Regions from separate parts of the Homo sapiens genome. Here region 1 is linked to region 2. The links are chromatin contacts, found by Hi-C in ENCODE. All regions are on one chromosome and are shown on one strand. Each heading gives the region's core, a stretch centred on a gene start or an enhancer-like site at or near the end of the contact. The rest is flanking DNA. Distances are from core to core; before and after follow the strand shown. Region 1 overlaps PHLPP1 (PH domain and leucine rich repeat protein phosphatase 1). Region 2 holds the start of RELCH (RAB11 binding and LisH domain, coiled-coil and HEAT repeat containing).

Region 1 (5,020 bases), core at 490-2,989, 680 kb before region 2:
GGAGTTGGTGACCAGACTGGCCGACATGGTGAAACTCCGTCTCTACAATAATACAAAAATTAGCCCGGGTGTGGTGGTGCACGCCTGTAATCCCAGTTACTTGGGAGGCTGAGGCAGGAGAATTGCTTGAACCCAGGAGGCAGAGGTTGCAGTGAGCCGAGATTGCACCACTGCACTCCAGCCTGGGTGACAAGAGTGAAATTCCATCTCAAAAAAAACAAAAACAAAAACAAAAATAAACAGAGCTAAATTTGAATTTACCAGGGCAGTAAAATGTTCAAACACCATTATAATTTAGTGTGAATAAGTTCATACAGCTTTGCTATCATATTAAAAACATAAAATTAAGACATGGGGGAAAAAATATATTCCTTAAATTTAAATCAGCAAAAAGTTGTCTTCTTCACTGACTCTACAAAGAAACTTACCATATTTTATGAAAAATCATTCTCTATTGCAAATAACAATAATCTTAGTATTAAGACTATCTGAGTCATCTAGAGATATAGTTAACATAAATGAAGCACTATTAATAAAAGAGATAAACAATGTATTATAGTTATTAGTGACACATATAATAAGGAAAGAAACCATCAACACCACCAAAAATTACCCTGATGTTTGCCTCTCCTCTATATTTTGAAAACTAACTTGAAGAGTTCCAATGCCAATAAAGGAAAAACAAACAGCACTAGTTCCAAGAACAATGTTTTCCCTCTGAAACTGCTGACCTGTGTGTGTACATCAGCATGCCATCTTTCCAGATTTAGAATGTTGGTGCAAATACCAATTTAAATGTTCTGTGAAAATAGCTCATTTGTTAAAGGTAAAAATTTGTAGTAGAAAGAAAAATTAAGGGGATATGTGCTTAAGATAAAATGTCTCTGAACTCCTACCTGTTATAATTATATTGTACTTTAAGTTTCTCCCTGGTTATTTGTCCTAACATTGTAACCTAAAACTTAATTCCTTGAAACTTAGGTAAAAACGTAAAAATAAATTACCCTTTGGCATCTAAAATGTTCCCTGTGAAACATACATTAGAGATTACCACAAATTCCTAAACACACAAATAAAAATAAGCAACTAAATATATGGCATATTTCGAAGCCACCACACTAAGTGACTGGACATTTAAAAACCACGTTAATGCTTTCTGCAGTACTAACATGACTTTCTTAAATACACATTATACATTTAATTCCTGGTATTAAATATATGTATATAAGAGGGGGGTATATATGCATGTGTGTACTTATCAACTTATTACTCTGGAATCTTAGCAATAAAAATTTTTCTTGGACAATGGAAGTGGGAGACAAACACCTCATAGTAGTGTGTAATGAAAGAGAAACTGGTGGCCGGGCACAGTGGCTCACACCTGTAATTCCAGCATTGTGGGAGACCGAGGCTGGCAGATCACAAGGTCAGGAGTTCGAGACCAGCCTGGCCAATATGGTGAGACCCCCCTCCGTCTCTACTAAAAATACAAAAATTAGCCAGGCGTGTTGGCGCGCACCTGTAGTCCCATCCATTCGGGAGGCTGAGGCAGAAGAATCGCTTGAACCTGGGAGGCAGAGGTTGCAGTAAGCCGAGGCGAGATCGTGCCACTGCACTCCAGCCTGGGCGACAGAGCAAGAGCCCGTCTTAAAATAAAAAGAAAGAGAAACTGGTATAAAGCCTAGTTTTTTACAAAGAGCAGCAAAACAGCAGCTTCACCAGTTACTCCGATACCACATAGGAAGTCCCCTAGGCCTATCTTCCCCATGCTTAAAGCAACAGAAAGAACAAAACAGAAATCTTTTATTGCAGTGTAAAATTTTAAAATTCTCTACCTTAAACAAATCAAAATCACTGCCTTATATTACACAGTACAAAGTACAAGCTGATAATATGTCACTTGGTATGCTTTGTTTTGCTTTTTTAAAAGAAAAGTCAGTGAAAGAAGCTGGACTCAAACACATATTGTGTGCTCCATTTAGATCAAGTACAAAGACAAGTGAAACTACTTCATGATGTTCTAAGTCAGGATAGTGATGATGTTTAGGGTAATAAAGAGAAGGGTACAAGGACAGCTTCTGGAGTGCTGGCAATATTCTCTTCCTCATATGTGTACTGGTTACATGGATGTGTTCACTTTGTGGAAATCCATCAAGTTATACACTCATATCTGCCTTTTCTATGTTTTTTTATACTTCTACAAATTTTCAAAAGGTTACAGAAGGAGGAGTAAGACCCCAGATCCTCTCCCCAATTCCAGCAGAGGACAGTTTATTCCCTGGAAGAAAACGAACCAGAGTCCCTGATTCAAAGACATCAGGCATACTACATCACAGCATGACAAACAGGGAAACTGCTTTCTTCGGCCCTTCATTTGACCCAGGGAGGTAATTTGGAAGAAAGAGAATAGTCTGTCAAAGCATCAGGGAGGTAATTTGGAAAAGAGAGAATAGTTTGTCAAACTATAGAGCAATAAGAGAATGAAAACCACTGAGTTAATTTCTTATTTAGTTATACATACAGCTTGAGTATTCTCAATGATTCTTCTTCATCTTGAGATTTTAAACAACAGCTGAAAGATGGCTCATGTCCAGTGACTTGGTTTACTTTTATATTCAAAATATTTCAGTCTCAGTGTAATATACTCATTTTCTGAGATGCTGATTATTGAACATATGATCTCTAAAAAGATAATTCCAGAAGTCCATCTGGGTAGCATCAAAGACTCCTTTATCTCCTTTCATACCACATGGCTCAGTAATACTGTCTTATCAGACATGTGTTCTTTGCAATTATTTTTCTGATCAATGATAGGTTTGGGAAATTAGAGAAAATAAATGTCACTGAAAACAAAGTATTAACTAAATTTGTACATTTAATGTTAATGTTTACATATACAATTTTAAGATACAACTTTTTTTTTTTTTTTTTTTGAGACAGAGTCTCGCTCAGTCACTCAGGCTGGAGTGCAGTGGCGCCATTTCAGCTCACTGCAACCTCTGCCTCCCAGGTTCAAGCGATTCTCTTGCCTTAGCCTCCTGAGGAGCTGGGATTATAGGTGTGCGCCATGACGCCTAGCTATTTTTTTGTATTTTTAGTAGAGACGGGTTTCACCATGTTGGCCAGGCTGGCCAACATGACCTCAAATCATCCACCCACCTTAGCCTCCCAAAGTTACAGGCAAGATACAATTTTCATCTAAAATAGTCTGAAGTTATCCCTTATTGATTTGGTACACATGCAATGCTATAGAAACTGGCTTATGGAAGTTAAAATGAATAAGACATGATTGTCAAAGGATGACGGTATAATCTGTAGTATTGTTTAATTCTTTGTAATTACTTAAGTGTCAAAATATCTCTCATAAATTGAAAAGAAAAAAGTTATCAAGCATAACAGAAAACACTGTTCTGAAAACAGGGAAGTTAAATAAAAATCCACATATGGCCGGGCACAGTGGCTCACGCTTGTAATCCCAGCACTTTGGGAGGCTGACGCGGGAGGATCACAAGGTCAGAAGATCGAGACCATCCTGGCTAAAACAGTGAAACCTTGTCTCCACTAAAAATAGAAAAATTAGCCGGGCGTGGTGGTGGGCGCCTGTAATCCCAGCTACTCAGGAGGCTGAGGCAGGAGAATGGCGTGAATCTGGGAGGCGGAGCTTGCAGTGAGCCGAGATCGCCCCACTGCGCTCCAGCCTGGACAACAGAGCCAGACTCCATCTAAAAAAAAAAAAATCCACATACTAAACCTTGAGATTCTTCCTCTCTTTTCCACTCATTACCCTAAATCTTGGCATGCATCGCCGTGGCAGAATACCAAAGGGTTTCTCTAGTAAACTGACACCCCCTGAGGAAAAGGTCCACACACTGTCTTTGCTGTGTAGCAGGCCAGAAGAACAAGCACATACCCTGGCTCCAGGAAGAAAAAAGTCTCCAAGAAAAAGGTGCTGAGAGGAATATAAGAATTCCGTCAGAAAGCTTACAAATACCAGGGGAAAAAGAAAAGTATACAAGTGATAAAGTGAGGCTGCTATCAAGCCAGCACAAGAAAGGAAATATAATCACTGCAATTAAATCCCTTAGCTGTGAATAAGTTCCAGGTTCATAATAACGTAAACAGTGAGTACTGACTTAACCAAAAATTAACACCTATATATTGAGAGGATAGGGGAAAGAGAAGTTAGTACATGTGGTGTGGGGTAGATGGGGCGTGAGACAATGTAAATGAATGAAATCCTTATCTTCCATAGTAATGAGTCAACATATAATGTCCAATAATGAAAAAATCAAAACATAGCAGTATACACATAATATTTAGAAAGAGAAAGGAAAACGGCAGAAAGAGCCAAAAGATTCAAAAGGGTTGTCTAGGGAGCAGGACTTGGATGTAGGGATGGGCTGGAGCTTCAGGCACCTACTTCTTATTGTAAACTTCACTGCTTATTAAGATCTTTAAAAATCTATATAGGGTGTTACTTTGATGAAGGAAAAAGGCTTAAATTTTTAAAAATACAAAATAAAACAAAACCAAGAAATGTAAAAAACAGTGGGCAACAAAAATAGGGCTAACCTGCAGAGGGAAAATGACAACAAGACAATCAGCTCTCAAAGGTAGCGCAACAGACCAGGTGAGGGTTGAGAAGTACTTTTACTATAACAGCTGGGGAGAGAGGGTGTGTGCAGTAGAGGGATGGGAGCAGAGGAGAAAAGAGGATGAGCTCAAAAGATATCACACAGAATCAACAGACATGGGGGATCAAGTCGGTGACTCTGTAAGAACTAAAAGGCAAGACAGAATCTGAATCCTCCTGAAGTGGGTCATGCCCAAAATATCCCTCCACCTGGATATTTATTCCACAAATACTGGCTCTTTGGGAGCATTTTAATTTTCTTTTTATTTAGGTTTAAAATGTTTGGATTATTATGAAATACTCAAATTTAAAAAATGCAGAAAACTGTAACATTCATCGGCATTAACTATACAGCGTTTTAAAATACTAACCTTTTGGGCCAGGCGT
Region 2 (4,623 bases), core at 230-2,729:
AAGGTCAATTCCTATCTAATGCAAAGAGAAAAGCCTGCAAGGTGGTGGGATGGTGAGACAGACTGCTGGTAGAACCTGTCTGCCTTGCTCCTTGGATTTCCTGTAATTTTGGACATTACTTAAATTAAGGCATTGAAACTGAATTACATCAACTTTATCTCAACAGAACAAATTTTGTGCAGCAGAAAACCCAATTTTGGCGGTGAAAAAGTCGTCCCAAAGACAAAGGGTCTTAAGTACATCTGACTTTTCGGAGACAGCAGCAGTGTGTCCTATTCTTTCTCTCCTGGCTCAGACTCAAAGAACTACTGCAGGCAATTCAGGTAACACTATTTCCTGGTAGTGTGATTCAGGTAACTGGAGAAAAAGGAAAATGCTTAAAGCAATAAACTAGTATAAAAGGGAACCTTCTGGAGTCCCGTAATAGCCAGTGAACTAGAAACTCTTGATATTTTATAGATACTGACACCAGTAGGGGAGCCAGGAGCCAAGTGCAACACCAGCCAAGGGTTGGAAGCAGGCAGAGAGAACAGTCATTGCCTGATCCTCTTGCTTCCACCGCAAAAGAGCGCCCCCACCCCAATACTCTCGTTCCTTAAAATGTCCCTATCGGGACCCACGCAGAAATACCCCCTCTCCCCTACAGTAACTCCGTACAATCCCAAATACCCTGCCGGAGTGTGACAGGCTGCGTCCACTTACTGAGCTGTCCCCCGCCCGACGCTGTACTCGGTTCCCGACCTCCAGCGCCCCCAACGCCGGCTGCTCCAGGGACCCCTGGCGCCCCCATCCCCGGCGGGGTTCCACTTTGCCTCTCGAAGTTGCCTGGATTGGAGAAGTAGTCGCGCAGCCGAGGCAGCTCCCGGCCACTCTCTAACAGCTCGGTATGCAGCTCCAGGGCGGTCAGCAAGTATTGATCGCGCAACAGCTGAGCAGCGATCGCATCAATTGATAATCGGGCCGGGGTCTCCCCGGTGCCCCCCAGGGCCACTGCAGCCGCCGACGCCTCCCCAGGGAGCCCTGGCCGCGCACTGCTTCCTAAGGCCACGGGATCCTGTGGCGACAGCGAGCCCGCAGAGCCAGGATCTAGGCCACTTCCGGCGCCCAGCCGAAGTACTGCCCGCCGTTCCTCTGTTGCAGCTACCTCGTCATCGTCCTCATCCGAATCACTGAGAAATGGATTCACGCCGCCACCACTGCCACTACCTCCAGGCGCCATCGCCGCCATCTTATCCTGTCAGGAGTGTGGGCGCCTCCCTGACTGGTTCCGACGGGCCGCAGCCCGAATCCTCTAGGCCTCAGGGGACACAGCGCACCTCCACAGCCCCGGCCTGACCACGTCCTGCCTCCCGACTTAGAGACAAGGAGTACGCTCCAAGGCAGGAGATCCGGATGCAGCTGCACCTGATGCCTCAGCCTCTGCTGCACCAGCAGCCCGGCTCTGCAGGCGTCTTCCTGGTCTCCAGTCTCGCGAGAACTGGAGCGTGCCCCTGCCCCTCTCCCCGATCTAGCCCCGCCCCAGCCCCGCCCCAGCCCACTTCAGCTCCGCCCATTCCCAGCGCCAGATAGCAAAGATTGAAGGCCCCGCTCTCCGCTCAAAAGCAAAACTCCACCCACGACTCCTCCATGATTGGTCAGAGAAGGAAGGCGTGGAGCGGACTGACGGGAGACTGGCCCGAGAATTATCGCGATAGCAGCAGCGGCCGGGCAGGTATTGGGGGCGTTCCGGAATTGAGGGGTGGTTGTAGTGGTGGCTTAGGAATACCCTCCCGGCTATCGCTTCAGTGGGTAGAGGGGACCACTGCCCGAGAGCTTTAATGGAGCTGGGTCCTGCCTTCGCGCTGAGGAGCCCTCGTTTTCGAGATCAGGCCTGACCGGGATAAGCTCCAGGTAAAGTTCAGGGACCAGTGCGCGGAGGGTGTCGGCGCCCAAACTGTGGTGTCGCGCCCGCGGACGCGCTGTTTCCCTACTGCGCTGCACTTTTTCTCGCTATTTGCTGCCAGTGGTGACATTTTGTCCCCATGGATAGCAAGTGCCCAGGCCTGTAGTCGGAATGTGACTTCCTTTCTTTTCCCTTCTCTGCCACATGCTTGCACACTCGGGAGGCCTAGCGACAGCACGACTTCTCAGCCCCGGAGGTGGTCCTGCCTGTGGGTGGGGACGGGGGCTGGAGAGACTAAACGGAAAAGGGAACGCTGAGGTTGGCATTTGCCTGGATCTGGGAACATCGTCGAGTTGGAAAACAAATTGTTAGGTACTCAATAAACGCTTAGGATTTAATACACGATTTACACAACAGGGACCCTTCAGAATATCTAATGCTGTCTCACCAGTAGACAGATAAGTAAACTTAAGCCAAGAGTGGTTGTTATAAAATCAGCTCCACGCCGGGCGCGGTGGCTCACGCCTGTAATCCCAGCACTTTGGGAGGCCGAGCCGGGCGGATCACGAGGTCGGGAGTTCGAGACCAGCCTGACCAACATGGTGAAACCCCTTCTCTACTAAAAACACAAAAATTAGTTGGGCGTGGTGGCGCAAGCCTGCAATCCCAGCTACTCAGGAGGCTGAGGCAGGAGAATCGCTTGAACCCCGGAGGCGAAGATTGCAGTGAGCCGAGGTCGCGCCACTGCACTCCAGCCTGGGCGACAGAACGAGACTCCGTCTCAAAAAAAAAAAAAAAAAAAAAAAAAAATCAATTCCGCTAATAAGGAGTCAAAGGAATTAACATCATTTCTCTTATGTCCCAAACGATTCTTTATCCACTGTCTCCTGCAACATTTCTGACTCGTTCATGCAGGCTAGAATCAAGGTTTTGGAACTTAGAACTATTTTAAAAGTTGAATGCTTCAGAGAGTTTTGATTTTTTTGATGAAATGTTAGCATATAAAGTACATATCCTAAGTTTAGAAGATCAACGTTTATCTTTTATGTCATTCCTTGATTATGATCTGAAAAGGTAAAGGAATTTCCAGTCAATACAATTAGACTGCTATTTCTTATGGCTCCTATTTTTTTCACACACAAATGACCACTTTTCCAGGCTTTAGATTTCCTTTCTTAGTGTACAGGTAAGTGACATATTACATTCAGTGTGTAGTAAACATTCCACAGTAAAGTATCTCCCGTTAGCTCCATGGAAAAATTAAAATAGACGATTCTTACATAACCTTAGGTCAGGTTATTGGTTTACATGTAAAAGTATGCCAACAGTTAAGAGTAGGCTTTAATTTCAATATACCCAGGCTCAATAAACTAAAATTTTCATTTGAATGGGGATTTGGGTTTTTAAAATTTTATTTTTGCTAGAAGTTTAAAAAAAAAGTACCAAGAATTTAAACTATTTTTTTATAGGACATTAGTTCCCAATGTTTTAATGATAAATAGTTTTCTGTGCCATATATTAAAAGTAAAACATGGGGAAAAAAATCCCCCCAAATAGAATTGAAATGGCAAATACTGTATCCTGTTAGAGATTTCTTAGCAAAAGGGATTGCTGATCCGTATTTTAGTTGGATTTTCCAGAGAGATTAAAATGGAACCAATTTCTGGAATCCAGGAATGGAGGATTAGTGAATGGCATGGGAAGGGCATGATTAGAAATGGATTGTTTATATACAATATTTCCATCTCCATGATTGGGAAATTGAGAAATCTCCTGCATTTAGGATTCCTGAAGAGGATTATGCTTATAAGATAGAAAAGCTTAAGTTCAGATCCCAATTCTACTCATTATTTATTGTGAGACCTTGAAAAAGTTACCTAACTTCTCAGCCTCACTTGCATTCGTCTATCAAAGGGGATAAGGAAAGTACACAGAATTGAGAATGTTCTTGTCCCAGTGCCTGGTACCTGCTACACAATAACTATTACTGTGGTCACTTATTAATTATTGAAATATTAGTATGTGTTGAGAACATTTGACAAGTGTTTAAAAATAAAACTAATATCAATCGTTTTGGCAGTGCAAGCCTGAAAAAGCAATTAAGTCAGTAGGGCTGAAGGGAGTATCTTTAATTTGGGGTCTCAGTTCTAAAACACAAGTTGAAAATAGATTTAAAATGTTTCCTCAGAGTTGTAAGAACTTGCATGTAGAGGAATTCTTCCCATACAAATCTGTGGTTTTCTGCTTCTATTTCTGCCTCCTATCCTATAACCATGAACTTGTGTGTTTGATCTTGTAAGCCCATTAGAAATCAACTGCCCAGTCTTCCCAGTATGTACTTTTCTTTTCCACAATACACAGAGGTTTGGTTATTCGTGAATAATGTATAAGTAACACACACTGGAATATTAAAAATTACCGATCACTACTTATAATAATGTATTATTAATAGTGTTGGGAAATTTCCTTTCTACTTAGTAAGATTTTCATTAATCTAGGCCCTTACAACTAATGTTTCATCTGACTAATGATAGTTATTAAAGCTTGTGCCTTAGCAATGAAGATGTAAAAGATGCCTTTTTTCAAAGCACGTCAATCATTTTAGTATTTAAAAAATTATTTTAGGTTTTAATAGTCTTAAAAGAACCACAAGTAATATTCTGAATGCAAGTTTTGGTTGACTTGAGGTTTTAGTAATACCTCATGTTTTATTGTTTTTCAGTGTGTGGTAAACATCCACA

What was found. Hi-C counts contacts between places; a loop is a spot of excess contacts on that map. Pooled maps may share reads with other maps.
Region 1: a map of naive thymus-derived CD4-positive, alpha-beta T cell shows a loop between it and region 2 (5-fold over the local background). The contact joins the enhancer-like site here to the promoter of RELCH in region 2. A Hi-C loop is called at or near these places in 1 of 168 maps with a recorded cell type or tissue (naive thymus-derived CD4-positive, alpha-beta T cell), 1 of 37 single-sample maps with no recorded cell type and 8 of 50 pooled maps.

What each region holds. Positions count from the first base shown.
Region 1 is chr18:62,866,535-62,871,554 of GRCh38, reverse strand. The region is part of intron 4 of PHLPP1 (PH domain and leucine rich repeat protein phosphatase 1); the gene reads right to left. Among named protein-coding and RNA genes, the nearest start is that of PHLPP1, 150 kb to the right of the region's middle. Within about 2 kb of position 1,739, at least 5 of the 41 ENCODE cell types and tissues checked have a DNase peak (open chromatin) inside an H3K27ac peak, as active enhancers do.
Region 2 is chr18:62,184,111-62,188,733 of GRCh38, reverse strand. It overlaps RELCH (RAB11 binding and LisH domain, coiled-coil and HEAT repeat containing), which reads right to left and starts at 1,479. Exons shown (of 29, transcript NM_001346231.2): 1 at 703-1,479. The coding sequence starts at 1,228. PIGN (phosphatidylinositol glycan anchor biosynthesis class N) reads left to right here and starts at 1,678. Exons shown (of 31, transcript NM_176787.5): 1 at 1,678-1,890. RefSeq lists silencers at 794-1,013, 1,964-2,176 and an enhancer at 1,164-1,373.